Regions from separate parts of the Homo sapiens genome. Here regions 2 and 3 are each linked to region 1. Evidence: chromatin loops called from intact Hi-C (ENCODE). Cell type or tissue: PC-9. All regions are shown on one strand. Links, peaks and the distances in the headings refer to the core of each region. The heading gives the core; the rest is flanking DNA. Region 1 overlaps ATP13A3 (ATPase 13A3). Region 2 overlaps OPA1 (OPA1 mitochondrial dynamin like GTPase). Region 3 overlaps MB21D2 (Mab-21 domain containing 2).

Evidence for each region. A loop is a pair of places that touch in the nucleus more often than their neighbours do. Peaks named below come from ENCODE experiments on the same cell type or tissue, not always from the same donor. Only the 100,000 strongest peaks of a DNase experiment are listed, where the experiment ranks them.
Region 2: it touches region 1 in a loop (3-fold over the local background); 12 of 110 quality-filtered maps call a loop at or near these places.
Region 3: a loop joins it to region 1, with 15 times the contacts of the local background. A loop is called at or near these places in 2 of 110 quality-filtered maps.

What each region holds. Positions count from the first base shown.
Region 1 is chr3:194,398,635-194,408,742 of GRCh38, forward strand. ATP13A3 (ATPase 13A3) reads right to left here. Exons shown (of 34, transcript NM_001367549.1): 34 at 4,043-7,482. The coding sequence ends at 7,285. GP5 (glycoprotein V platelet) reads right to left here and starts at 632. Exons shown (of 2, transcript NM_004488.2): 1 at 604-632. RefSeq lists enhancers at 1,462-2,015, 2,016-2,568. In PC-9, for the core only: CTCF peaks have their summits at 6,194 (motif pointing left) and 6,398; a DNase peak (open chromatin) is centred at 6,207; H3K27ac peaks cover 432 bases.
Region 2 is chr3:193,660,928-193,671,035 of GRCh38, forward strand. It overlaps OPA1 (OPA1 mitochondrial dynamin like GTPase), which reads left to right. Exons shown (of 31, transcript NM_130837.3): 26 at 1,895-2,035; 27 at 3,953-4,069; 28 at 5,369-5,462; 29 at 6,243-6,353. LOC102724808 (a long non-coding RNA gene) reads right to left here. Exons shown (of 5, transcript XR_924835.3): 3 at 9,881-9,967; 4 at 7,993-8,117. Among named protein-coding and RNA genes, the nearest start is that of OPA1-AS1, 39 kb to the left of the region's middle. In PC-9, for the core only: CTCF peaks have their summits at 4,678 (motif pointing right) and 4,883; a DNase peak (open chromatin) is centred at 4,664.
Region 3 is chr3:192,808,864-192,818,971 of GRCh38, forward strand. All of the region lies in intron 1 of MB21D2 (Mab-21 domain containing 2), which reads right to left. Among named protein-coding and RNA genes, the nearest start is that of FGF12, 86 kb to the left of the region's middle. In PC-9, for the core only: CTCF peaks have their summits at 4,082 (motif pointing right), 7,603 (motif pointing right) and 7,802; DNase peaks (open chromatin) are centred at 4,088 and 7,628.

The sequences.
Region 1 (10,108 bases), core at 1,305-9,304:
GCTCTGCTCTTGACTTTATAACTTACCCTGCATTGGCTATAACCAACAGTCAAGAAGGGAACAGCAAAGTCTGCAGCCACCACCATCTGATTCTTTTGCTCACAATCATGCTATTTCCACAGTACCAAGTTACTCTATTAAAGGACACCCCCAAAACAGCGAACACCTTCAATCAACAGCCAACAAAAGCATATAATAATACCTATCACTTTACGCCATGCATTGTTCTCAGCTCTTTATTTATACTACATGCATTTAATCCTTACAATAACCTTAGGAGGTAAGTATATTATCCCCGATTCAAGGATGAAGGCACAGAGGCACAGAAAGGCTCAACAGTATAACTAGGGTCACATAGAATTTGAGGGTAGTATTTCTGACTTAGCCATAAAGAGCTACTATTTCTAAGATGCTTAACTAAAGGTAATACTCACGGCACTGAATTTTCTGGGAAATGCACACCATACTACTAACCTGCCAAAACAATGTTTCCTAAGCGAAATTTTACATAAATTGCTTCTCGTGCAATTTTACTTCTCATGCACACACAGACTAAAGAGCCCTCTAATTTCCTATACTAATGTTTAAAATATTTGGCCTTACCTGAAATGGTTCTGCACTCCAAAGTAACTGAAAGACTTAGAGCTCTGCATGTGATTCGACACTTTCCACAGGAAGAGGGTGGTATCCTTGCATCCTGAGGATAAAGACTTTACCAGAGTAGGTCAGGAAAGGACCCTATCTCAGAGCCCTTGTTCTGGTTTTTAATGACAAATATCTTCAAACCGAGAGACCATATATAACCTGATTCCTACTGTCAAAGCCAAGAGCAGTGGGGAGAGTTTTTCCATAAATGGCACAATATAACTCTATGATGCCAGGGAAGTTCAGTGATACAGCTGGATCACTGCAGTAGCCACACCCCTAGATGGGCCACACTTCCCCTGGGTCTTCCTTTTCATGCCACATGGCCCTAATTTCCCACCCAGGTTTTTTTTTTTTTTTTTTTTTTTTTTTTTTTTTTTTTTGGTATGTGTTGTTTTTCTTTCTCCGCTTAGCAATAAAGCTAAGAACATTCTCAAATCCTCCATTTTTTTCTTCCTTTTGGGACTAATAAGGCTAAGAACATCTTTGAACTTGTTCAACAATGGCATTGCTAGGTTGCAGGATGCTCACTTGTTGTTTTTTTGGTGGGGGAGGGGGACTCTGTCGCCCAGGCTGGGGTGCAGTGGTGCGATCTCGGCTCACTGCAACCTCCTGCTCCCTGGTTCAAGCAATTCTCCTGCCTCGGCCTCACAAGTAGCTGGGATTACAGGCACACACCATCACGCCCAGCTAATTTTTTGTATTTTAGTAGAGACGGGGTTTTACCGTGTTGCCCTGGCTGGTCTTGAACTCCTGAGCTCAGGCAATCCGCCCGCCTCGGCCTCCCAAACTGCTGGGATTACAGGCATGAGCCACCACGCCCGGCCGCTCACATGTTCAGTTTAACTGGGGAAAGTCAAACTGCTCTCCAAAGTGGTTGTGTTGGTCTACGATGACACCTGCCATTTGTGAGAGTTCCTGTGCTTCCTCTCTGCCCACACGTGGCACTTCCTGCTTTTTGCCATTTCTATGAAAGATATCTCAGCATGATTTTAACTTTTCCTTTCCCTGTTTAATGATGAACTTGAACACCTTTTCACATAATTAAGGCCCACTTGTGCTTCATTTGAGAAAGCTGGGTTTCCTTTTGCCCATTTGTCTATAGGCAAAACGTGTCTACGTGTCTTTTGAACACACTGATAATGCTGTCTGCATTAAGACTTCCGGCCAGCCGCCCTGTCCGGGAGGGAGGTGGGGGGGTCAGCCCCCCGCCCGGCCGGCCGCCCCATCCGGGAGGTGAGGGGCGCCTCTGCCCGGCCGCCCCTACTGGGAAGTGAGGACCCCTCTGCCCGGCCAGCCGCCCCATCCGGGAGGTGGGGGGCGCTTCTGCCCGGCCGCCCCTACTGGGAAGTGAGGAGCCCCTCTGCCCGGCCACGACCCCGTCTGGGAGGTGTGCCTAGCGGCTCATTGGGGATGGGCCATGATGACAATGGCAGTTTTGTGGAATAGAAAGGCGGGAAGGGTGGGGAAAAAATTGAGAAATCGGATGGTTGCCGGGTCTGTGTGGATAGAAGTAGACATGGGAGACTTTTCATTTTGTTCTGTACTAAGAAAAATTCTTCTGCCTTGGGATCCTGTTGATCTGTGACCTTATCCCCAACCCTGTGCTCTCTGAAACATGTGCTGTGTCCACTCAGGGTTAAATGGATTAAGGGCGGTGCAAGATGTGCTTTGTTAAACAGATGCTTGAAGGCAGCATGCTCGTTAAGAGTCATCACCACTCCCTAATCTCAAGTACCCAGGGACACAAACACTGCGGAAGGCCGCAGGGTCCTCTGCCTAGGAAAACCAGAGACCTTTGTTCACTTGTTTATCTGCTGACCTTCCCTCCACTGTTGTCCTATGACCCTGCCAAATCCCCCTCTGCGAGAAACACCCAAGAATGATCAATAAAAAAAAAAAAAAAAAAAAAAAAGACTTCTATCCTTCAAGACACCATAAAAAAGGGGAAAAGATAAACCACAAACTAAAGATATTTGTAACACCTATAGCTGACAAAGGCTTAATGTCAGAAGATATAAAGAATCATGGGATCCAATCCCCTTTGATGCAGCCTAATGCAGTCAGAGCCCAGTAAAGGCTGGGTTGACTGAAATTACCTTCAAAGTCACGCAGCCCTGGACCACAGGGAAGAGCCACTGCCTCTGCCAGGTATCGCGGGAGGTCTTTCAGTTCCGATCAAGGAATGCAACTCCAGAGCCCTGAACTGCTACACTGGTGACCTGGTAAGTCCGTCATGCATAGGCACATCGAGTGAAAGCCTCCCCGCCCCCTTGCCCATGAAATTGCCAGGGAGCCAACATGACAGACTGGGAAGGCGAGCTGTGAAACAGAGTAAGATGCCGATGGCTCAAATTCCTGTGGCCCTTCTTTAGCCTATTTCCCCAGGAAAACCTCCAGTCAGAATGGCCTCTACATTTTGTCCCTTAGGAAGACACTTTGATTGTCCAGGAAGGGAAAAGTAGGTATGGCAGTTGCAGAGTGGGGGAACACTCTTAGTCCATCCACTGAGCAAGTTGATGAGGTAATGAGAAGTATTTGGAGCAAGGAAGTTGACAGCTCCAGTGCTTCCAAGTCTTAAGATTCTGTATCCATTACCAGGTCAGAAGTCTGCTGTAAAACAGTTACCTGGCTTAAGGGGCTTGGCTATTCAAAAGCAGGTCTGTGCCTGGGTGAGATAAGCCTTTTTCCTCTGAGGGAGACTCAGTGGGCCGGGCACAGCAGGGAGCAACCACACCCCAACTTGGACCACGGACAGTCTCACTCAAGCCCCTAGGACTCCCTGTCCCTTGGCAGTGATACAGCGGAAGGAGAGACATGCAGAACTGTGCCCACACCAGCAGGCTGTGGGGACAGGATCACACATGCCGCACAAACCATAGCGACTGTTAAGAACTTGAGCTAAAGGCAGGCAGGCCCTCACCCCCCGAATTCATCACACCACAGCCAGCCACATATTCCCTAGCAGGGGCTCCGTGTCTCCCGGAGCTGAGCTCCATGGAAACAACTCCCACCCACACACAAAGGTCCTGTCTTCTCTGGGATTTTTACAACCATTTTCTCTCTCCATGGTATTAGCTTTTGGTTTGATTCTCCCAACTATTAATAGATTATAAGTCCCTACTCTTCTATTTCATTTCACCATTGCCCTCAGACCTCCTCGCATTTAACATTTGGCTCTACACTGCATCCGACTGTGGGGTTTCCCCAGGATGCTCACACACATGGCATGATATGCAGAATGTTGTTCTTATTTCCTTCAAAATCCAGTTTTTTTTAAAAAAAAAAAAGAAGGAAATGGGGAAGTATTATTAGGCAGGAAAATAAATCCACAAAGGGCAGTATTCATGTCACTAAAAAGCAAACAAATGAATAAAGACACAGAAAAAAAGTGTTATTTCATTCATTAAAATTTTTATTTTGAATAGCTTCAATCAAAAAAGGTTTCATAAGATTATTTACAATGCTGAATGTACAATTATGAATGTATGCCTTTTTGACAAGAGGGTACCATTCTTGAGCAGCAATACAATTTTAAAAATATAAAGATGCAGTATCATTTCTGATATAAAGTTACTTAAAAAAATCCAAGGTCTTAGGGAATTCACAAATCATAACTAGAAGTAACTTTTATTAATTTAATGTACACATAATTACCAAATTTTAATACATTAAAAATGTGTAAATGCCCACAGACTGTACAAAAATTAACACCCCATTTTGTTAAAAGTTCCCAACCACCTCCCACCATAAATATACAAAAACCTATTTTTAGATATGTCAAAATTGCATGCATGAATATTTTCTAAAGCTTGAATTTTGCTCTTCACTGGATAATGTTATCTATAGCTGTTTCTGTAACAGACTACATAAACATTGATATATTATTTACCATGCCTTTGAAACTGTGCAGGACTTTCATAAACATGGGGAACAAAATAAATAGAGTAAAAACTGCAACAGTTTTGTTTAGATGCAAGTGCAATTGGGAAAGCTTTCGAATTTCAGGATTATAAAACTACTATAAAAGTATTTATTCTGTTGTTGGCTTAGCCACTTGTATTCAAGCATTATTTGCAGCATTGCTTTACAGCAGTTGGTGCTAGAAGATACAAAACATATAGTTACCACTATTTATACTTGAGGGAGAAAAAAAACTTTAAACAACCCTGAGGGAGACACACATTAAAAATCTTGTTATTTATTTAAAAAGTTAAAAAGTTACATATCATTATTTAACAATTACTTTCCCAGACATTTCTGTCCTTTAAGTATGTGCATAAATAAAATTTAAATCAGCAATATTCATCTTAATACATCAAAATAATATATGTACAGATTTTAAAATTTAGGTCTGTATAAACTCAAATAATTTAATGTGAAATTCAGAATCAAAATTACTATGTAATGGTAACCTACGAGAGAAGACTCAGTCTATCTATGGCACTGAGTAGAACCCACACCTGGCTTCACAGGCATTCTTCAAATAACATTCTCAACGTGAATAACCCACCTTGTCTATATTCAAATCTAACTTCCTACAAATGCTTTTCCAGCCACCTAAACACCTCATTCCTTTGAAAACAATATGGACAGAAGAGATATAAAACCCTTACTAACTCTAAATGTTAAAAAAGTGGGGGGGGGGTGTCAAAAATAGCTCTTTATGATCATGCTCTTAAAGATGTTAAATACAATCGGATAATTGAATTTTTAAGCTGCTACTTAGCAATTACTTTCATTATATGCTTCAGTACTTAAACCAAAGAATAAAATGCACAATTGTGGAAATCACTGAAGAATAACACGAGCATATTTGAAATTAATATGGAAATTATAAAATGATCCAGAGAATAAGTAACTATAGAAAATAGTGCTAATTCACAGCTCAAGAGGTCTAAGATGCATAGCTTCATAGAATCATTCATGGAACAACTGTTATCATCTAATGTGTATTAATAGCATATTATACATTTGATGGAAAACTTCGATTATATTTTTGCAGGAATCATCAGTGGCAATAGCAGTAACAGTGATCCTGAGTGTAATTTCTATTTTTCTATAGTTACCAAACATCATCCAGGTCTTTGCAGCATAAAGAGTGAGAACCATTTGGTCCTAAAATTCTAGGTAAAATTTGGTAAATTTGTAAATATATGTTGGGAAAAGAATGATCAGCTAGAAGTAGAAAGCACGAGCAAGCATGTTACTGGCTCTGGAAGAACAGAGAACAATGTCACACTGTTTTCATAGTTTAGCGTCCATTTTATAGCACGATCAGTTTTCTGTGTTGTGGTAACTGTGGGCGTTGCCAGACTGCTGGATCCACCTATAAAAGGTGTTTTTTAAAAGTTACCTTAATTTTGGCAAGAATTTAAATGTTAATCAGGCCAAACAGAAAGGTGAAAAATGTTTCTCCACATCTCTTTTGGCTCAATGAATGTCAATTTTTTAACTTTATTTCCTCAATTTTTTTTCTCCCAGAAATTTCCGCATCAAATATGCTCATTTGTAACGATCCAATTCAAAATAGACATGTTCTGACCTCTGGCGCCACCTAATGGCATAAAACAAACTCATCAAATTCATATTGCTTTGAAAAAACGGCAGCCATTCAAATCCAGTATTTTTTAAGCCTCATTATTGATAAGACAGAGACATACATCAAACCTCAAAAAATTTTATGAGGTAAAATTCTAACTTAAAAAAAACTATTATCCTATGTCTTTAGGTAATTGAAAACATAGAAGAAAATTTTAAAAAACCATTTAAAATAACACAAAGCCTGACAGAAACAAATTTGAAGAAACGTTAAAAGATGAATCTACATCTACTGCCGAAAGAAATGAATCTTATTTCCTAGTGAAAAAGGTTCTACAACATTTAACAGAAGCAAATTAGACTGCCAACACCACACATAGCACAGGAGCCATTTAAGAGCTTTGAGAGGCGTCTCAAGAAGGCAGTGAAGCACCTTGCTGATTAGAAAAATAAAACCCAGGCAGTTTGTACAGAAAATATAAAACCAGAAATGGAGATTACCTGAGTTGTTCTATAAGCAACACCATAAACACTCATTCCTAACTCTAGACCATCATAGGGAATTGGCATATGTTTATACAGAATTCTTTGGAAGAAACATTGGAATCAAATGAAAACAGGCTTTCAGTATATTTTCACTGGAGGCTAATTAACACTCATCTTCTTTTTATCAATCACAAACTTACAGCCTGTATATAAACACAGACTTTTCTAACAAGAGGGTTGTGAGCATAAATGTGAAGAGGTAAACTAGTCTCAAAAACTAATGTTGAAAAACCTACCAAACACCAAACTTCTCCTGTACCCAATATAAAGAATATCACTGAAAGTAACAATCAAGAAAATTCTGGAAATGTATGTAATATTTGGGTTGCTGAATGAAGATATAGGACTTTATGGATTGATTGTTAATTTAACTGTTAGGACGATATATTTTTCTGTTTTTATTTTAAGGAAGAGCAAAGCTGTCAAATAAGCTACTATATCAGAAGGGACATAAACTGAACTAGTGCCATTCTGACACACAGGATCAGAAACTCCTAAAATCACATATTCCTGAATACTGCTATCAGCAATACCACTGAGACTGATTCACTGCTATGTTATGGTGATGATTTGACATGATCCATTCTCCTTAACTAAAGCTTTAGCTTCTGTGGTTGTCTGAGGTTTTGGTGGCCATTCTGGATCAACCAAGAGCTCCTGCGCCAGATACATGTACTTTGCCTTTGGTGTCTTCTTTCTACAGCCCAGGGCCCAGGGTAAGCAGCATTTTCCCCACCGATCCACTGACTCCTAAGAAAATAAGAAAAAAACAAAACAAAACACCCCAGTTGATTAAAGGCTTGTCGTTTTAAACAGGTTTGTTAAAGCACACATTAGCAGAGAAAAATAAGAGGAAATGACTTCTGAGCACAACGAATGGGGGAAAAAAAAATCCATGTTAAAAAAAGGCAGCTTTGGCCGGGCGTGGTGGCTCATGTCCGAAATCCCAGCATCTTGGGAGGTCGAGGTGGGAGGACTGCTTGAGCCCAGGAGTTCGAGACCAGCCTGGGCAACACAACGAAATGTGTGTTCTTTTGTTTTATTTTGTAAGGGCAGCTTTCAATTATTTAGGAACTGATTATTCTTTAGATTATATTTTTTTTGGGGGGATAATCAATATGATTGACTTCATTTAGTTTTATATACCTATACTCTTGTGTACTAATACCTTTTAAATAACTTGCAGATATGGATTCTTTACCACAGAATATCTAATGTATTAAGAACTTTAAGCCATTCAGAAAGAGAAAACATTTTTAATATTTAATTTGAAAATCTTCACATTCTGTCCCAAACTATCTTTTGGTACTATTGCTCCTGGCAACTTAGCCGCATGATCATTTTTGGAAGAAAGCTGTGTACAAGTATCCTTGTTACTGTTAATATCATCTCTCAAAACATGAAGTAAATATCGTTTGGTCAAAATTAGGGCTTCAATCATGTTTAATGTCAATTACGTCTTTTAAAACCTCATCCTTACTAATATAAAAAACAATACTGTTTTATAATGATGGTTTCCGTCGGTGCTCCACGACTGGAAAGGGGTATAAAACAAGTACTATTGCTTAGTATTATTTCATTGCAAAAAGCTCTGCTGTCACTGAAATCCTTCTGATCAATCCTGATGTTTTTAGTGAATTTGGCCTTAGATAAATGATCCTTGGAGAACAAGAAAGCAGAGTCCCTGGTTAATGCATAGAAATGTAAACTCAATAGAGGGCTGAAAAGGGCCCTCAGAATTTGTCTCAATTGAAATTTGAAATAAATATAAATGACTACACCAGGACTCGTAGTAGTTATATTTACTTCTAAAGAACAGCCACTTCGTAATGATTTTGGCTGTTGCTTCTCCAAAATGAAATTTAAATTCCAGGTCATTTTGTTTTGCCAATCAACATATAAACCAGGCTACAACTAGCTCTAAATGCAGTAATCTCACAAGGTAGAGTAGAACATAACTGAGCTACATATTCTAATGTTACCCAAAATGCCTCATGATTTAAAAAGGCAAGTTAGCTATAGATGTATTTTGAAACATGTTTCTAAATTGGCCAATGGAGAAGAGCAAAAATACTTTAAAATTAAAGCTCTTAAAGCTTTTTCATATTAACTTGGTAGCTCTTTCTCATCCAGTTGAAACAACCATCAGGAACCTACCACTCTCTCCCTCTCCTCCCTGGCCCCGCTGAGAGCACGGTAAACGTGACTCACCGCTCTCAATGTTAAAGGTCTGCTAGCTTAAGCCTGTCAACAAAACACAATCAGCTGCACTGCTACCAAGAATTTAAAGGCAAAAAAGGTGGACAAAAGTAAGCTACGTGGCATTCTGGGGTGGGGACGGGGAAAGTCTGAAGATTACTCGCCTAGTAGCCTTTTTACTGTCATAACTAAAGAGAGTTATATCAGCATCACCTTAAAAAAAAAGTCCACAGGAAAATATTTAGCATTAAGGTACAGAAGTCACTATGTATAGGATTCTTCAAGTGATCCAAAATAACAGATAATGCCTTTCCAGTATAGGCACACAACAAACGTAATATTTCATCTGAGATGACAGTTTACTACTTGGATCTTACTTTTCTCCCAAGGTGTCATTTGTCAATCTAATTGTGGGAAAAAAACCACTGTTCCTAAATCAATTCGAAAGCTGTCACCTTTTTTTTTTTTTTTTTGAGACGGAGTCTTGCTCTGTCGCCAGGCTGGAGTGCAGTGGCGTGATCTAAGCTCACTGCAACCACTGTCTCCCGGGTTCAAGCGATTCTCCTGCCTCAGCCTCCCAAGTAGCTGGGACTACAGGCACGCGCCACCACGCCCGGCTAATTTTTTGTATTTTAGTAGAGACGGGGTTTCACCACGTTGGCCAAGATGGTCTCGATCTCCTGACCCCGTGATCCATCCACCTCAGCCTCCCAAAGTGCTGGTGGGATTACAGGCATAAGCCGCCGCACCTGGCCAAAAGCTGTCACTTTTAAGTAGCACTGTTAGATTACCACAGGAAATAAACTAATGTTGACTGCTGACTTTTTTTAAAAAAGCAGAAACATAATAGGACTTGTCTGTCCAAAGAGTCTGCCAGGTTGAACAGCAATGCGTACGTAGCAAGCTGAGTTAAGGAAAGCCAAACACACACATATCTCAATTCACTGTTCCCTACTTGTGGAAAGTAAGTCAACCAATAAAATTAAAATTAATTTATTTGCAAATAGAACAATAACTGAATAGGATTCTTTTTATGCATTGAAAAATATCCTCACAACCCTATTACAAACAGTGTACACGTGTCACAATTTTTAAAAAGTCATGAGGAACACTAAGGATCCCCCTACTGTACCATAATTGGAAACATTTTGTTCCTGTACCCCTACCTCCCCCAAGT
Region 2 (10,108 bases), core at 1,082-9,081, 740 kb before region 1:
TGCTGTAAGGGAGATAAACTGCAAAAGAAAAATGGTATCTGGCCTTCAAGACTTAGTGATATTAGGCCTAAAGTCTCTAGAACAGTTGGTGGCAGAACTTGCCTCAGCAACTGACTGGTGGTAAATGTGCTTTGGCCAAACACTCTCTGAAAGAAGTGATTCCTGCTCGTAAGTTATTTTTGTCAGGAACTTAAACCCATAGGGGAATCCCTTCAAGAGAAAGAAAGGAATTTGCTTTAAAGTCAGTGCAAAGGGTCTGTAAGCCTAGAAGAGGAATCTGGAAACCCTTTACAGAAGAGCCTTCTCCCCACAGGATTTCAGGGCAGCATGTGTGAGACCCAGGCTGACTGTAGAACAGAGGCCATAATTTGGAATATAGAAGGGAGGGGCATCTGAATCACCCGGGGAGGTGTTTATATATAGTGTTTTGTTTTTTCTTCAAAAGCTAGCCTCATGTCAGACTCATTGAGTCAAGCTCTCCTTCTCTATCCTTTCTATCCCTCCCACTCCCAGTTGAAGACAAGTGTTTTCAACCTCATACCTGGAGGTTACAGTGAGACATGGATTCTAGAAGAGGTTGAGAATATCCCTAGGTCTCACATCGTAAGTTCACTTAGCTGAATGACAGGATTTGGCAGGAAAAGAAACTTAAAGATGAGAAATCCATTCTCTGAAAAGTATTTTGTGCTTTTGTGTTTCTTTTGTTTTCTAGGAAAATTCATCCCTTTGAAACATTCTCGCCTTGTTTAAGCCAAACTAATGGAAATTTTGGTCAGGATAGATCCAAGAGTAGTTCTCTCTTCTAATGGCCAAGTGTGGTGACAGTCAAATGATGGGTAGAAAGGGGGAAGTAAAACATGAGGCAGGATGAGCTTGGGAACACCATTACCAGCGATTTCCTTTCCATCTCAGACTGAATAGTACATGTTTAAGCAAACAGTGAACTTTCTCTTTATCAAATGCTCTTTTTTCTGAAGTATTAGTTTTCAGAGAGTATTAATTAGTAGTTCCATTTACAAGTTAATTGTTTGCATTTATGTGTTAATCTTGTCTACTCAGATTTCATAGCTGTGATAGAGTTTGGGGCAAAAAAAAACACTCAGTTTCGTAGCTGTGGTAGATTTTCTATTCTAGTAATTTATTTAGGGTAATGATTGAATTTAAAGCTAGTTTCTTCTATCATATACAATTTTGAGTGGAGGTTTGAAAAATGACAAGATTAATTTAACACAGTATAAGAATCTTGTTATCAAACATAACTAGTGTAGGTAAGTTTTCCTCCTTTGGTAAAGAGATTATGAATAATTACAGATAAGAGACTGGAAGTGAATTTAAGAAGGACAGATACCTCACAGGAGCAGTCTGAAGTACCATTTTTTATGAAAAAGCTTTTTAAAAATCAAGCTATGCATTTTATATTTATTGGAAAAGAAACATGTCAACAAGTTTAAGTCCTTACAGTAATCTCGTTCTTAAGTATAGTTCTTAGATATGAAGCATTTTAGAACATCAGCTCTTCCTATGCATTCAGGGTGCTTTTTCCTAGATTCAAATTATACCCTACGGTCAAGAAAGAAAGAAAATACATGGTAAGATTCCTGGTGCTGTAACTTCCACAGGAAAAAACATTTCAGCAAAAGTAAATACATAACAAGTAGGGCTAATCCCTGGGTTTTCTACCCTCTCATAAGGCAAATTCTTCTGTGTTCATAGGCCATTTACCATATTCATAAGCCGGGGTGCTGTGTTCTTTCTTGTGTTTCTTTCTTGTTTGTTGTGATTAAGCTTGTGTTATCTTTTATGCAATAGTAATGTATTTATTAAAATTGAGACTGTTTTTCAAGCACCAAATTATGAACCATCTAAACACAGTCCTTTTTTAAACATTTTAAAGTGTGTTCACAATGAAACCAAGAATGAATTGGAGAAGATGTTGAAATGTAATGAGGAGCACCCAGCTTATCTTGCAAGTGATGAAATAACCACAGTCCGGAAGAACCTTGAATCCCGAGGAGTAGAAGTAGATCCAAGCTTGGTAATAAATACTGCTGAGAAGCAGGAATCTGCTTCCTTAATATTTGTTTCTTGCAGTAAATGTTACTACATGTGTTAGTTAGATATTTAAGTGCTTAATTTGACTTTTGTCACGTGTACATTTGCTGACAGTAAAAGCTTAGTCATTTTGATTGCGTGAAGAGAAGGAATTTTATTCTCAGTATTGCTTTTTTAAGAGTAATGCTTTAATTTGTAAATGGAGAAATTTACTTTGGCAAGTTCAATGGTCAACAGTCAGTTCATGCAAAATGGGATGAAACCGACCTAGACCTTTGCCCCACGTCACGCTGTTTCAGATTGCAAAATAGAATTTCTGTTTAAAAATGGCATATATATGTGTTTTTGTGTGTGGTTTACAGTCAAATGTAACTCAATTAGATGTGAGTGGATTCAGAAAAAATAAAAATGTTGTTTTTATTAAATTGGATATGACCATTGAGTTCTTTCTCCATTGTCCTCTTTTGTTAATGTGAGAATAAAAATAGTCTACACTTTAGGCTACTTTTTGCTTACCTTCATGATGCTTTTTTTGAGGATGAATTTTAAAAAATACTTTCGGGCCCACGTTTTTTAAAAACTACATTCTCTACTGCTTAGTTAAGATGTAAGGAATTCAAAAGCTCCTTATAATATTAGCTTAAGTGAACACAATTAGAAAAATAAGTCTAGTGGGGAAAGCAATCATTAACAAATTTCAAAGCCACACAAACTCTTTTAAAGATTATGTGCTATTTATGTTTCTGTACTTGAGGGATGAGTATACTTATTTTAAATTCCACCACAGGTCAGAACAAGTAAAAAAATAAAAATAAAATTGGTAAAACTCAAAGCAGTTATATACATCTAGCATTATTTATATATTGAAAATGAGATGAAAGCTAATGATTACATGAGCTGTTTGAGTTGAATGTGGATTTAGGTTTTATTCTTGTTGGTCCCAGCTCTCGTTAACAATAAGTTATATTCAGTTTGACACTTTTAAACGTTATGTGGCACGTTGGTGAATACAGTAGGAGGGATTTTCTCTTCAGAGTGGTATAGAAGAGATGTTACGTGATTTTTTTTTTAAACTTTTTGCTCATGTCTTAGGCAATGAATTGACTGTATGTCTTAATTAGTTTCTAAGACCAAGAAAACCTCAGGTTTTTTAAGTGACAGTTTGTTCAGTGCACTTTGCAAAGCTATAAAATAAGTAGCAAAGTACCACGAGAAGAATATTGCATGGACTAGATATCAGGACATGTGAATTCTAGTGTATTTCCATTATATTAGCTAATAATATGTCCTTTAATAATTGATACCACTTTTCTGACCTCACTTACCTCATCTGTCAAAAGGGGTTGATGTTTTTCTAGTTAACATTATTATTGTTTTGCTCAAAAAAGGACAGAGGGTATTAAAGAATATTGGACACTCAGAGTATCTAGTAATAAAGTGGTAGGGATCATATTGGTATGGTAGCAGTAAAATTTTATAAACAGAAAGGAAATGTTGAGTTGCTAGACATGATCTGAGACCATCTTAAGTTCTAACTCTGTTTTTAGATAAGGCTTTCAACCTCTTTCTGCATTGGTTTCCTCACCTCTAACTAGGGGAAGGTAATACCTACCCTGTCTACTCCACAAGATGATTATTTGATTATAGTAACAGCATTTGTTTAAATCATTGCTAATTTTTAAGTACATAAACTGGTAATGGGTCAGAGTAGTAGTAAATCTAATCTTTGCCTTAAAAAAAGTAAGTGAATAAAAAAATTTGAATAACTATGTAAAGAATAACCTTGCTTTTGCTTTTAATTAACTTTTTTGGTAAATATAATTTTTGTACAACTTCTCAGTGTGGTTGATCAACATGAAGAATATACAGTAACTCTGGGCTTTCTTTTTTCTCATTTTAGATTAAGGATACTTGGCATCAAGTTTATAGAAGACATTTTTTAAAAACAGCTCTAAACCATTGTAACCTTTGTCGAAGAGGTTTTTATTACTACCAAAGGCATTTTGTAGATTCTGAGGTAAGGTTTCCAAAAACAAAGAGAAGTATTTTTAAGCAACAGTTGTCAAAATATGCTTAAAAGTAAACTTTAGCTTAAGCATTAATTTTAAGTCCTTTGATCATCTGGGGAAAAAAAGTATGTGTAATTTATAAAGAATAATCTAACTCTTATATTTTCAAAGATATTTGCCACTTTGTTCGTGATACGTGCATATTATCCCCAATGCTTATAAGAATATGTGAATATAAATAGTAAAAAAAAGTGTGAATATAAATAGTAAAAAAAATAAATAAATAACAGGAAATAGTCCCTTATTCCCTGACCTGTAAGAATTTTAGTTAACATTTTTATGTATTTCTTTTCAACTTTTTCTGTACATAGGGAGAGAGACAGAGAGGGAAAGAGAAAGTGTGTGTGTATCTGTGTGTGTAACATAACCATCCATTTGCATAATGGAAATCATCCTGCAAAACAGTTTTTATCATGCTTTTTTCAGGTGTCATAATTATTTCTTCATATCACTAAATCTTGTTTTAAATAATCATAAAGTTCTTGTATTAAAATGATTCATAATTTAAAGTAACCCCTAGGTGGCAGCAGTCTGATATATTTTCAGCATTTTCTTACAAGCAAAAATGCTTTTAAATATCCTTTTGATAAAGCTCAGTTAATCAACAATCTTATTTAATTGAGACTTCTAACATGCTGTTCTTTTGTTTTCAGTAGATGAACATAAATTTATATTTAAATGCACCTAATTAAAAGTGGCAAGTTTTTTTTGCATAATTTTAATTGTAGAGTGAACTTCTTTCTATAGAAACTTCTGTAGAAAGAAGAAACTTCTGTAGAAACTGCCTTCTGTAGAATAAGCTTCTTTTTAAATACATCACTTTATTTTCACACAGCTGAATTTTAAAAATGGCTTGAGTACAGACTCAAAGAAAAGAGGTTAACCTAAGGACGTATTTAAGATAAACATGGTTAGCTGAAACTAAATATAAATGGAGGGTATATGCTGTGAATTTCAACTTACATACAATGTAATGTAATTTGCTACTACTCAAGCTTATTTACTTTGTCATTAGAATTGAAACAAAGCTATCTAGGTGTCAGACAGATATAAGCCAAATTATGCAGAATTTCATGGCTCCGTACAGAAAGGATTCTGTAGCTTATATCTACAGTATATGCATTAGGTAAATCTGAGTACTTTTTAAGCTTAGGACATATCTACTGGTTCTAGTAGTTGTATGTGTTTACGATGATAGTTTTCATTTTAACTTTGCATCTGGTAATCTTAGTTACTTAATATTTCAGTTGGAATGCAATGATGTGGTCTTGTTTTGGCGTATACAGCGCATGCTTGCTATCACCGCAAATACTTTAAGGCAACAACTTACAAATACTGAAGGTAAGCCACATAGGGACTGCAGTCTTATTTTGACATTAAAAAATAATAGTGGTAATATCCATATTTAATAGAAGGATGCCAAAATACTTCCCAAAAGTAGATTTATTAGAAAAACTGGCCAGGTGTGGTAGCTCATGCCTGTAATCTCAGCATGTTGAGAGGCCGAGGCAGGAAAACCGCTTGAGGCCTGTAGTTTGAGACCAGCCTGGGCAACATTGTGAGACTCTATCTCTACAAACAATAAAATAAATTAGCCGGGCATGGTGGCACACATCTGTAGTTCTAGCTACTTGGGAGGCTGAGATGGGAGGATCACTTGAGCCCTAGGATTTTGAGGCTACAATGAGCTATGATCATACTACTGCACTCTAGCCTAGGTGACAGAGTAAGACCTTGTCTCTTTAAAAAAAAAAGACAAAAATTATTATTTGCTTTTAAAATAAATCATAATTGGAAAAGATGGGTGATAAAACATACCAGGAGTTTATTTTCATTGCATGAAACTCTGTTGGGAATGGACTCCTAGGTATCACTTAGTTTTTTGGGAAATCTGCACTTCCATTAAAGTGTATAGCTTAAGAATATGACATTCTCTGAGACTATATAGGTTTCATGCTGATAAAACTACTGTATAACAGAGATTTTCTATGACTATGAAAAGTATTAGCAATAGTTCTAACATGATAAAAAATTTACTCTCCATATATATAGGTTAATTTTATCATCTTTATTCATTTATAAAAACGATGCTCCTCAGGTTTTTTAACTTTCTTTAAACAGTTAGGCGATTAGAGAAAAATGTTAAAGAGGTATTGGAAGATTTTGCTGAAGATGGTGAGAAGAAGATTAAATTGCTTACTGGTAAACGCGTTCAACTGGCGGAAGACCTCAGTGAGTAGTTCTTACTGCCCTCTACCTTACTACCTTTCCACCTTTCCCATTTCCATTTGTTTGTTGATCCATTTAATCTCAAACTTACAGAAAAGTTACAAGGAACTGGGCTGAGCACGGTGGCTCACGCTTGTAATCCCAGCACTTTGGGAGGCCAAGATGGGTGGAAAACAAGGTCAGAAGATCAAGACCATCCTGGCTAACACAGTGAAACCCCGTCTCTACTAAAAATACAAAAAACTTAGCCAGGTGTGGTGGTGGGTGCCTATAGTCCCAGCTACTTGGGAGGCTGAGGCAGGAGAATGGTGTGAACCCGGGAGGCGGAGCTTGCGGTGAGCCAAGATCCTGCCACTGCACTCCAGCCTGAGCGACAGGGCGAGATTCTGTCTCAAAAAAAAAAAAAAAAAAAAAGTTACAAGGAATTTTTTTCTTCTCTGAAGTATTTGAGAGTAAGTTGCTGACCTTAAGTCCTATCACTTCCAAGTAGGTTCATGTATAGTTCTTAGAAACAGATTTTCTCATAGCAACCGAACATTGATAAATTACAATATCTAATTCTCAGACCCCTTTCAAGTTTCACCCGTTGTCCCAGTATTATCCCTCCATATAACAAGATGTTCCAGGCTCAATACCTGACCCAGCTTCCTTTTTTTGAAGAATGGTGTTTAGAAATGGAGACCTAGAAATTATATATGCTGTTATTGGAATATCACTGTTCCCTGGTTTCTCAGTGGAAAGAGCTAGGAACTAAGTGTTGTGAATGTTTGTGTGTGTGCAGGTGAATATACACACACTGACATCTGTATTCCTAAATCATGTGTATATTTATTTATTAAAAACTGTGAGTTGATGCTGATACTTCCCATTTTAATCCAGCATTACAAGGTTTGTTCTAGTGTTCTCCCTTTCGATATTTGTCACTTGCTTTCCTGATAGAAAACGGGCTTCTAGTATCCTTAATATATTTTCATATTTTGGTCAGTCCTCCTATACGTAACCCAACTTGAATGAAGATATGTCCTTTTCCATTGCAGAAATGTTCTTTTTCCCCAGCTCGGACTCAACACTACACACCAGGCCACCACATGGCGCCGCACCCAGCATTGACACTTCTTTTACCTTGTCTGGGCTCTGACATCCGTGCCAGGTTGCTCTTCGTCATGGAGTCCCTTTTACTGAGCTCTGCTCTGACGCTTTGTGCCAGGTGCCTCTCCATCTCATCCTTCCCACCCGCTAGCCTCTGCCCGACCCCAGACAGATTCCTTCCTCACCTGAAGCCAGACCATGCCTTTGTGGAGATACCCTCTTTACCCTGCCTGTGCTTCGCCAGCCTGCACCAGGCCACCCTCCTGCACAGATACTCTCCTCAGTACTGGACCAGGCTACCAACAGCCCCATGTGAACCCATTGTAACCCAGGTCAGGCATTAACACCTGCAGTAGGCTACCATGGCTTCCCCTTCCCACCCCCCTAGCTTGGCCCTACTAATAATCACTTTGTCACTGTTTGGGGTTGATATTTGGTTGTTTCTTGTAGGTTCCTAGCTTTAAGATAGGATTGCATACTAAAATTTACTTAGATCTTTGAGAACTCAAGGAAATCAGTGAAACATTATTGTTATTAAATAAAAATAAAATACCTGTAGTTGGTACCTCTGTTTGAGCCTGCCTTGTTACAAGTTTCACTGACTTCAGCTTCGTGTAACAAAGTATCTTTTTCTTTCAACGTGTACTTAAATTTCCTGTCTTATTAGTTTTCTGATATCTAAAAGGAAAAAAAGCAGATATCGTTAATAAATTAGAAAGAAGTTCTGCAAATTTAAAAGTGCCTTCTAAGCTGAGTTGTAGGATTACAGTACAATCCATAGGGTTATCCTGAAGAAGCCAGGCAGGGCTCTTCTGTGTTACACCCTGTGCCTGCGCAGCATGCTCACCCCTTGCCATCAGCGCTTGCGGCCCCATTCTCTCCCTCTAGTAATAATCTAAGTTCTGCATTGCTTTCTCCTTTCCTTTTCTTTCTTCCTTTAAATATTCTTCTTTCGAGACATATCTCATTTTAACTTTTATTTTCATTTTCTGTCACTTTTGGTTTTTCTCATGCCACCTTGGCAATGTAGTTAAGTTTGTGCTAACGTAGAAGATTAGTGCTCAAATCTGAATTGCCATTTACTACTAGCTGTGTCATCTTCGGCAGGGAATCTCCCAGAGCCTTAGCTTCTTTATTTGTAAAATGACTATTATAGTGGTTATTTCTCAGGATTGTTAGAATTACTTCCGCAAACATTTGCAAGTCCCTGGTTCATAATTTCATGCTAAATTAGTACCGTTACAGGAAGTGGTATATCATTGTCACAGTGTATACAAATATATTTCTTTTATATCCCTCGTGATATAATTATCAAGACAGTGAAACAATTCAATGAATTTTACCAGCATAACACATTTTTAAGTGATTGGAAAATCATAAGTATCTTTTCTTATGTTTTTAGTAGAGGCTTTGCAACCCCATTACTCTCCGCTCCCAATTTGATTATTTAAAGGAAGTGGATTACTAACTCAGATATGTACACTGTCAAGCCAAGTTCTATGTTCTACTGCTGGTTTTCCTGAGAAAGCAGTCATATAACTCCCTTGAAATGATTTACTACTTTTGTACATATAAAATTATAATGGTGTTAATGTACCAAATAATGTCCTTGGAAGCAAGGGTTTTGCCAGTAACTCAGCTGCATCAGTCACCCTCAAGGAGATGAGCCATGACTTTGTTCATTAGTTGGAAAAGAGTCTGGAGAGTGCCTTTTCGTTACTGTTTATCTTTGGTCTGACACTTGGGAATAGGGTCATGGATACTTCAGCCAGAAAACTTTCCAAATTTAAGTTATTAATGTATTATAAGGATCAAAGTTTCTAGTATAGCCTGTTCAATTAGAACATAGTGTGTTGGTTGATTGGATTTGGAGAAAGGGAGGCAATCAAATTTTTACTACAGTTTCAGCCTGTTACAGAATATTGTATAGAGTGTTAAAATGTTGATGCATTCATATTTTTGCCAGTTTTAAGCTTGTACGATTTTAAATCATTTCCTTACCTTGGAGACTTCCCCCCCACCTTTTTTTTTTTTTTTGAGATGGAGTCTCGCTGTGTCGCCCAGGCTAGAGTGCAGTGGCACGATCTCGGCTCACTGCAAGGTGGTTCTCCCACCTCTGCCTCCCGAGTAGCTGGGGCTACAGGCGCCCGCCACCATGCCTGGCTTATTTTTTGTATTTTTAGTAGAGACGGGGTTTCCCCATGTTAGCCAGGATGGTCTCGATCTCCTGACCTCATGATCCGCCCGCCTCGGCCTCCCAAAGTGCTGGAATTATAGGCATGAGCCACCATGCCCAGCCCTGACTGCCCTTTAAGATGAGTACATAAGTAGTAGTAGTACATTTTTCTTTCACATCCTGGAGAAGATATACTGTGTTCACTATTGAAATGAAACCATAAAGCTAGAGTTAGGAAGATTGAAGAAATGAAAAAGGAGCTCACATGATTTTGTCTCAGGAGAGGCTCTTCCAGGATTCTTTGGAGATATGGTAGATTCCATAGCTGGAGCAGGGAAAGGACAGGATGAGCCTGTGGGTGTAGAAAGGAAGGGAGTGCTTGAAAGATGATGAGGAGATGTCAGCAGGTCACAGAAACCCTCTGAAGGAGGCTCCAACTGGCCAGGCTGGGGACAATTTGGGCCCCAAAATAATGACAGTAACAAATTGTAAC
Region 3 (10,108 bases), core at 654-8,653, 1.6 Mb before region 1:
AGCCGACTTCACCAGTTTTACAAAGAGATAACTAGCACCAGCAATGACACACATAACAGCAAAAGAAGAGCTGAGTTTATAGTACACATTTGAAGTACATACATCTCATGACAAGGACTCTCTGAGAAGGGCACAAACATTCATGCCACTACCATGCACTACGGCACAGGCCAAATGCTTACCTGTGTCATCTCGTTCAATCTTCTTGGCCCTTTCAAGTGGGCAATAGTGTCCCCCTTCCCTTTTTTTTTGACATGGAGTCTCGCTCTGTCCCCAGGCTGGAGTGCAGTGGCACAATCTTGGCTCACTGCAACCTCCATCTCCCTGGCTCAAGCAATTCTCCTGTCTCAGCCTCCCGAGTAGCTGGAACTACAGGCACGCATCACCACATCTGGCTAATTTTTGTATTTTTAGTAGAGATGGGGTTTCACCGTATTGGCCAGGATGGTCTGGATCTTTTGACCTCGTGATCCGCCTTGCCTAGGCCTCCCAAAGTGCTGGGATTACAGGCGTGAGCCACCATGCCCAGCCTAGTGTCCCCATTTTACAGATAAGGAAATTAAGAAAAATAGCAGCCAAATAAATTGTTTATGGCCATGATAGCTGACCTGGGATCCAAATTCAAGTTGATCCTATGCTGCTTTCCTGCATTAAATGGGCTTTCCTAGGAGAGAATAAACAATGTAATACCTTGGGCCTTTGGAACTGCCACATAAACTGTATAGGAAACAGTAAGTAGAAATTTATTTCTCCATCCAAAAATGGAACAAATTCTATTTTGGAGTAAACAGATTTCTAGAGCAGATTAAAAACTGACTTTAGTCATCTCTGGGGAATAAAGTATATGAGCAAATGGGTCAAGGATCATAGGAAAGAGACGATTATAGATGACATTATAAAAAGATACTTAGTGCTGAGACACACAGCTATGTGGGTGCACACGTGTGCGTGTGCATCTGTGTTGCACACTTAGCTCTTGGACAACTTTCAGAGAACATTCCACAAGTGTTTTAATCACAACAGCATCCCTGAAATTCTTTCAGGCTCCCAGAACAAACTCTGAAAATATTCCCACATATTCAGATGCGTAGTCTAATTTGTTATTTTAACCCAACATCAGAGCCTTAATTTGAAGGTCATATCCCCTAAGTTTATACTACTAGGTTGAGGAGACAGGTGGAGGTAGCCAGGAACATGACTGCCAAAAACATACTAACCACAAGGCCAGAAACTTTTATTGAACTCTAATGGAAGAAAGTCTTTTCCCTTTACAGACACAGCAGTACCTATTACAGTCACATTTTGTCTCTGTACAAAACCCTTATCGGGTACACTGGGACATGAAGAAAGAATTCTGTGTCTTCTCTAAAAACAAAAACTGGTATCCATCAAACTGTGATAAGAGATAATGCTCCTTGTAACAAGCACCCTAAAAAAAGGTGTCACTATCCATGTAAAAGAGACCTTGAATCGGTGATCTACATTACACATTTGAATTTGCTAAACTAGCTTTAAAATGATCCCAATTTATATAAAGAAGCCTCCTCTAAAGGACTTACAAACTATCGAATTTGCTAAACTAGCTTTAAAATGATCCCAATTTATATAAAGAAGCCTCCTCTAAAGGACTTACAAACTATCACTGGCTAGTCAAAGAAGACCCTGTCTTACTTTAGACGAGTTTACTAACTTGTTTTACTGTTTACTTTAGAAATTTTCAAACATATACAATAGTAGATATAATAGTAAAATAAATTCCCATGTATCCATCACCTAACTTCAACAATTATGTTTGCCATTCTTATTTCATTTATCCCATTTTTTTGGCATAATATGTTAAGGTAAATCCCAGACAACCTATCATTTTACCCATAAACATCACTTTCTCAATTAGACACAGACATTTGTCTAAAGACTTTTTAAGTATAACCACCATTCTCATATCTAAACAAAATTAATAGTTCCTATTATTACAGACCTCACTTGAATTTACATTTTTCCTAATATATGAGTATGCTTGTGTGTGTGTGTGTGTGCGCACGCACATGTGCGTATGACTTTGTTGATATCCTGCCCTGTGTCCCCAGCCCATCCCTGGGTTCACTTGCAGCTGTGACAGGCAGTCCCCGAGATGTTCCCAGCCCCTCTCCTCAAGTGCCAGTGACTCTGCCCCTCTGCCTAAGGGCATTCTCTCTCCAGCCACTGCCAGGAAGTGCAGGGGAGTTAATGCAAGAGAACTGACACCATTGGGGCGACTGTCAACCACTGGGGCAGAATCAGTAGATAAATGCCCTAGCTTCCCCAGACTCTGTGGGCGATTCTACATTGGGTTCTATACAACCTCTCAGATGAACCCATTCAATAGCTTATTAATAGACAGAATCTTTATTGGCTTTTCTCTCATCTGTCTCAATTGCTGTATTCCCTCACTCCTGTTTCTTTGTGTCACCTCCCAAGTGAACTACCACAGCAGAGTAATTCTTGTTTCTGGAACTGTAGTGGGTGGGGGGTGTAAAGCAGGGACAGACAGGCTCAGGTCTGTTAATAATTCTTGATGACATTACATTTCATATGGACAACTGGCCATGAGGAGCCTGGAAGCCTAAGCTACTGGTAAGGGATTACTTGCTCTTTCCCACAATCAGTTATAGATCCATTACAAGTCTTATAAAACTAGATCTGAGAACAATTCTCAAAAAGAGTTCATTAGCCTTCACAGATCAGCAAGCTTGCTTTTCTGTGCATTTACAGCTAGCATCTTCCTGATTATTTCTTGCTTTGTTGTTATCTCAATTCTCCTCACTTCCCAAGGGACATTTTAAGACCTCTGGAAAGCTTTGGAGAGGTGAAAATCCATATATTTTTCAGATACAGGCATTTCTTTCTTAAATTCCAAAGAGAACAATGGGGATTAAGGTTGGGGAGGGTGGATTAAAAAAAAGAACTCACTCCAGGAACCAACCATCAGAGTGGAGCTTTGTTCAAACAGACCTTACTTATACATGAAAGCCTCAAGCCAAATTTAAAGACCAAAACAAAGTTTCTCTTTCAGCCTCTGTTGAGGATTATTCTGTCTCTATTCCTCTAAATTGTACAGAAATACTTCTAAATGATATATTTAGTTTCTTCATTCAATCACCTTTGTCCGTACTTTCTTTTGTGTGTGTGCGTGTTTTGTTTTTTTTGCTTTTTTATTTTTTTGGAGATGGAGTCTCACTCTGTTGCTCAGGCTGGAGGGTAGTGGCACAATCTTGGCTCACTGCAACCTCTGCCTCCCAGGTTCAAGCAATTCTCCTGCCTCAGCCTCCCGAGTAGCTGGGACTACAGATGTGCGCCACCACGCCCGGCTAATTTTTGTATTTTCAGTAGAGACAGGGTTTCACCATGTTGGTCAGGCTGGTCTCAAACTCCTGACCTCCCAACTGGCCTCCCAAGCTGCTGGGATTACAGGCGTGAGCCACCATGCCCGGCCTGTACTTTTTTTAGTGTAGTGTTTACACTAATTATCAATTATGTGTTTACCTGTCAGTGTCCCTCTGATGACTTGTGTATCTCCCACCCTAACACAAGAGAAGTTCAGCAGAGTAAGCTGAATCAGTAAATAGATGGTGGAGCCTAATGACAAAGTTTTCTGAAATAAACTCTATCTTTATGGTGGATGAAACTGTCAGGTGATATACTTCGACTGACAACACTGTCATTGTGAGACATGATGAAAGACTCCAGATCCTCTATATCTGCAAGCAAGGGACTCATATCACATTCTCAGAAGAGATGAAGGAGAAGCTAGGGGCTTGTTCATGAACTATACTGTAACTACACAGACACGTCTCCTCTTGTTCTTTGAGGATAATTTAGCTCTAGGACATTCTCCAAAGCACCAATTTTTAGTCAACAACCTCATCAGGGAAGCAGGAGAAAAGTTACTATATAACTATAGTGTGATCTAAGATCAAAGTCTAATACCTAATTTCTAAAAAGATTAAAACCATGTATTTTTTCCCTTGATGCATACGTGGAGAACCTATAAATAAATGGATTCCTTACTAAGCCATTCCCAAAAACTGCCAGGAGATGGCATCCACACTCTACTCATTTACTAAGAGTTTCTAGCTGGGCTTGGACGTCTTACAATCTTAGAATAAAATCTTTGGGGAAACAAGCTGATCAACGGGCTAAAATGTGATAAGACTACATTAAAAGCATCAGTCCCAGGCCTATTTACTTTGAGGTTCCACCCAGTGACTTGTAACTTTTCTGTTTAGTTTCCCTGAGAAAATCCTCCTGATAATTTAGAAGCTGAAGGGATCATCTAGGTTGAGCCAAGACTGAAAGATGCTTTGTCTTGGCAAGCAACATGGCTGACAATGGGTTCCCAATGCATATTCAGGAGCTCTTTGCAAGGCAGAGTTGTCCGCTTGCACTTACTGCAGTTAATTTTTTTTTTTTTTTTTTAATGAACAAAGCTTCAGTTTCCAGGAATAAAAGAAAAAGAAGTCAGAGGAAACAGTCTTTGATGTTATGAGGCTGAGACACTACTCTTCCTTCAGGACTATTTCATTCTGACTATAAGTGAATAAATACATTGAAGACTTCAGGAGCTCAGAAGATTAATAAAAAGAAAATGTTTTAACCTATCTTCCATCAAGTCTAAATAAACAATATATATATTGTATGACGCTTTGCAGTTTCCAGAGAATGGCCACAATCATTTTCCCATTTGTTCCCTATAATTACTTGATGAACAGCTCTAGAATTCTCATTGTAGGGATGTGGAGGCTGAGGCTCCTAGCCCTAAGTAACTAGTCAAGATGAGTATACAAAGTATCCACCTAGTTCTCCGGCCTAAACCAGACTAAAACTAATCTGACCACACACAATTATTTTGAAGGAAAGATAGAGGGATCATTTTTTTTCCCATCAAGTTGTCAATTTGTTGTAAGGTGGGAGAAAGGGCTCAAAATGTAAGGTGTGCTCTATTGGGAGGAATCTATGATGGTTATAGCCAGACTGCCTGGGTTACTGATAAGATTCCCTTCTTTCCTTACCTATGCCAGCAAAATAAACACACATCTTTGATGAAAAATAACTTGTCTTTAAGTGTCAATAACCAAGTGCTTAATAGCTATTAATCAATTTTCCACATGGCTTATTAACAATGACCTCCTGCTTCTATTGTTTTTGCCTTCGTTTAAATAAGTAAATGTTATTTCAAATACTAATTTCCTCAATCTAGTTTTCAAATAACAAATCAGTAATATCCTAAAAACATGCTAGTTTGAAAAATAATGATATGTTAATAAGTCTTAGAAGTATTTCCATCGTATAAAGTTGGAATGTTTGATACATCCAGAAGTTCAGATTAGTACAGCTACACCCATCCCTGTAATTTAAGAAAGGACTAAGGGATCAAATGAGTTTTTCCAAGGACAACAGACATGAAAAAAAAAATACTGACAGGCTAACAGACTAATAAAGAGCTGAATCTGCTGAGACAGAATTGCCTACCTGATAACTGTTTTCAGTATCTGGGTAAAAACATACTCTATTGTTTGAGCTTGAAAATGTTCGGATCAAAAGAAATCAGACTTGAAATAACCAGCCAAAGCCCTCTGCAGAAGTAGAAATTTGCAGTTTAAAAGCACGGGTAGATCATTTAAAAGAGGACAAAGCTGCAGTGTTTTTAAATCCATGCCTGCTCAATTAAAAAAAGTCTTGGGCGGGCGCGGTGGCTCACACCTGTAATCCCAGCACTTTGGGAGGCCAAGGTGGGCAGATCACGAGGTCAGGAGATCGAGACCATCCTGGCTAACACGGTGAAACCCTGTCTCTACTAAAAAAAATACAAAAAATTACCCAGGCGTGGTGGTGGACGCCTTTAGTCCCAGCTACTGGGGAGGCTGAGGCAGGAGAATGGCGTGAACCCAGGAGGTGGAGCTTGCAGTGAGCTGAGATTGTGCCACTGCATTCCAGCCTGGGCGACAGAGCGAGACTCCATCCCAAAAAAAAAAAAAAAATTCTTAGACAAAGTCAAAGATGAGTCTCATAATGCTGACATGGGAAAGTCATACTTTGAGAGATGGCTTCTTTCATCTACTTTCCCCCAACCATCTAAAAATGGAGCAAGTCAGTGGATGAACAGTGTGGCATTCAAACATTCTAGCCAGAAATTATTAACCAAATGATGGCTACTAAGGGAGAAATAAGAGTTTCTTTAATTTCATAGTATTAAAGGATGTTGTTTGAATAAGTTAAAATTCGCTAAGTCTTGGTCTCCAGAGAATGAAGTTTAAGTTATATATGTGTTCCCCACACAAAGAATGAATAAATTGGAGCTTACTGGAGCCAGAACTGACTTTCAAGGTTATTTATTCCAACTGCCATGGTATGTATGAGGTTGCTAAGGCCCAGAAAGCAAAGGTGACACAGCACTGAACCTGGCACAGGTGCCAGAAATAGAACCCAAAGTACTTGACTCTCAATCCAGAACTCCCTGCTTCATATGTGGGTCTCAAACCGAGAGGCTTGTTAAAAATGCAGGTTCCCATGTCTCACCCCACAAGGATGGAAGCATAATCTCCAAGGAGACATGTGTTTAGCAATGTTGAAATGCTTTTAAAAATTGAGTCTGCCTCTCTCTCAATTTCAAAGCAGAAAGTTTAACTGCATGAAATCAGGAAAGGCAAAGCTGTCAAGTTAGAGGAAGGAATTTACTGTCTCAGTAATTCTCTAAGATCTTGAAGAGCTGAGATTGGCTACTTTTCAAATCAGGGAAGACAACTTTGGCGGGCTTTTGGAAACATGATAGTAATTGAGATTCAGGAGGGATGTGACAGGTCTCATTCTGTACAATTGGGGAATTCATTCATCTCTAACCACCCAGGTATTCATTTAGTTTGAAAGAAAATGATGTATTTGTGCTAGATTTCTGCTATTTTTTCAGGGCCCGTATCTTCCTCTACCCATCAGATAGGGATGGATTTTTGTCCTCTATTCAATCTCAAGCATAGATAAAGTGATTGCATCACCAGCCGAATCCTTAAGGACAATTGGCGCCCATACCACACTTGGCTTGGGAGCACATATATGGGTCAGTGAGTATCAAGTGTGGAGCTGACTTGGCAGCCAAGCAATAAACCTGCAGTGATGGGCACAATTACAGCTCAGTTCTCAAAACCAAAGATCACACAGTTTGAATAGAGGTGTACAATTTCCAAAGCTATCAATTGTCCCAGGGTTGAATTGAGAGACGACGACAGATTAAATGCAGACAGCTGTATTTATATTGTGTCCCTTCCAAAAGTCCAGTTTGGGTTTTATAGTGAAGTGGCAAAAAGACGAGAGGACAATTTTTTTTTTTAAAAAAAAAGATGGTTCCGACTTGAGAAAGGTTATTAAAGGACTCAGGTGTGCTACGATTGTGAGATGCAAAAATCCCATTTTTAAGATAGTGACAAAAATGACATTTTGTACACAGACCCAAGTCTTGTTATGACAGTAACTTTCAGATGAAAAATTCCATAATTCCAGTCTAACAAGAGGTGGTTTGAGGAGAAACTCTCCAGTAAAATCACATGAAGTTTTCAGTCTTTCCACTAGAGGTCATGCCTTCCTAATTTTTCTTTAGTTGCTGGACTGGCTGCAACCCAAAAAGTAAGGCCTGAGGTTGAACATAAATTTTTAAAATTAATACCTGATTTTACTGGTATGCTTTCAAAGTGAGTGAGAACACAGTGCTTCTTGCCGGTGAATTTCAAATGCCCACATGCTGTTTGCAGCAATTCTACTGTCACGATGGGATGTCACATCGTCGTTGGTAAGATTCACAGCTTTGAGGTGAACAAGGAAGACAGAAAAGAAGGATGCCAGAAAGGATGATGTGGATGCCGTGATAGAAAGATTATTAATTTAGGATACAGGCACGCTTGAATGTGGACCTTAGCTTCATGATTTATTAGCTGTGTGGCATCTGGATAAGTTACTTGACTTTCTGAAACTTCAGTTTCCCCATTAAAAAAAAAATGGGGGTAATATCATCTTTCTCATAAGGTTCTTGGGACACTTAATTGAAACAGTTACATAAAGCTCCAAGCAGAGTTTCTGGAACTTTGCAATCCTGAGAAAATGTAATTGTATTTTTAAAATCACATTCTGTTCACACTTCTGTAGGTTAATGAATAACACTCGTCTTTATCCTGTTATTTGGGCATGTGACTTTTAAAAATAAATATTCCAATACTTTTTCTATCTATTCTATCACTTCCCTCCCTGTTTTTCTTTTAATTTTAGTTTTTATTTAGTAATGTAGTCATGTGGTTCAACATTCAACAGCACAGACGTGACCCTGGAGGGGAGGATCTGTGTTTGAGTCACCCCTTTATTACCAAGAGCTCCTCATGCAGTGCTTTGTAATGCAAGTAACTGTGTGTCAAGTAATGTGGGTTGAGTGGGTGAAACCTCTTGACAACTCTGTCAGCTTTGTAAGGGACAGAAAACACTCTGAATGAAAAGTTAACACAAAGCACCTGGTAGATAGGAGAGAGGGAAGGAGGGAAGGAGGGAAGGAAGAAGGGAAAGAAGTGAGAGAAAGGAAGGGAAAGAAACAGATATACTGATTTTTACAGTTAGTTTTAGCTTAATATAATCTTTTACAGGACTCAATCATGACAGCTAGCATCACTGCAAACAGTAAATCTGTCATCATTAAACAGGTACCACCAGAGCCCTGCACCATCACTCAGTTGACAAATACTTCAGATTCTGTCCTTAAAATGTTTGTGGTGTAGTGTCCTTCCTGCACACCCCATGCCACTGTGTGTCACTGTAACAGTCCAGCCAGGGTCCTCACATCTCTCACAGGGACAACTGCAATACCTCCGAACTACACTCTGTTCCCACCACCGCACCCAGCATAGGCTGCCAGAAGGAGCTTCTTGAAGGATGGGCTCTAATCACATCACTCACCTGCTCAAAATCCTTCCACGGTGCCCCCATCTCCATAGCCAAGGCCTCCCCCACTCTGAGGCCAATCTCCATTTTCGTCCCTGTCTTAACTGCTCCCTTATGTTCTTAATTGGCCCCAGCCCCCAAACGGATCCCCCACAATATGCTAGTCCCCCAAATATGTCCAGTGTTTTCCAGTCCCCAAGCCTCTACTTGTTCTCTTCAGTGTGCCCTCCCTCCTTGCCTGCTGAAATCCTGCCAATTCTACCCACCTAAAAGCTTTTGCCTCCTAACCTTACTCCACAATCATACAAATTATTTCCTGTCCCCCTTCATACAGCATTTGTACTACAGCTATTTGAGCTCATTCTCATGTCTCACATGAGACCATGAGTTTTTTGAAGACAGGAACGGAGCCTTATTCACCTGCATCCCCCTGTGTTCTGTGTCTGGGGTTTAGGCCACTGATATCTAGAAACAGTCTGACCTACTACAGAATATGTCACTGTAACATGAACTGCTTGTACAGGACTGGCAGATAGGAAAATGATGTCAGCACAATTAAAAGTTGGATTGCTTTCACATGCAATTTTCCTAGAATGCTAATATTTTGTACAATCAAGAACTAGCAGCTAAAAAAAATGTACTCAAACACAGAATACAGCAAGTCACAGAGTTCTCAGCTCAGACAGACATGTGGTTCTTGGTTCAGAAAGTATGTGGCTTTTCTTTTTGTATTGTTGCCTATGATCTTACTTCATTGTATCCTTGTCTCCAAAATTCAACAACTTTTCCTTACAATCCATCAAGCCATCTTCAACCATTTTTAAAGGTAAAGTCCTTTTTAGAGTGGTATTTCTTTATCTTTTCGTGTTTCTTTTGCTTTTGTTAATGTCCTGGTTACAAAGTCAAATAGGTTTTGGGGGATATGGTCATAACTCTGCTTTTCCTATAAGTCATGCTGGTTTTTTTAATGCAATTATGCAGAATATGAGGATTTTAAGGAATATATATACTATATTGTTATATAAGTGCCTAGACCAGTGCTCAACTTAACTGGAGATAGAAGGCCAACTGCTGGTCTTAATAAATGAATGATGACAAGGTCCCTCAATACAGTTCCCTTGAATGTCAATTGTTTGAGCCAGTTCTCAATTAACTGAAT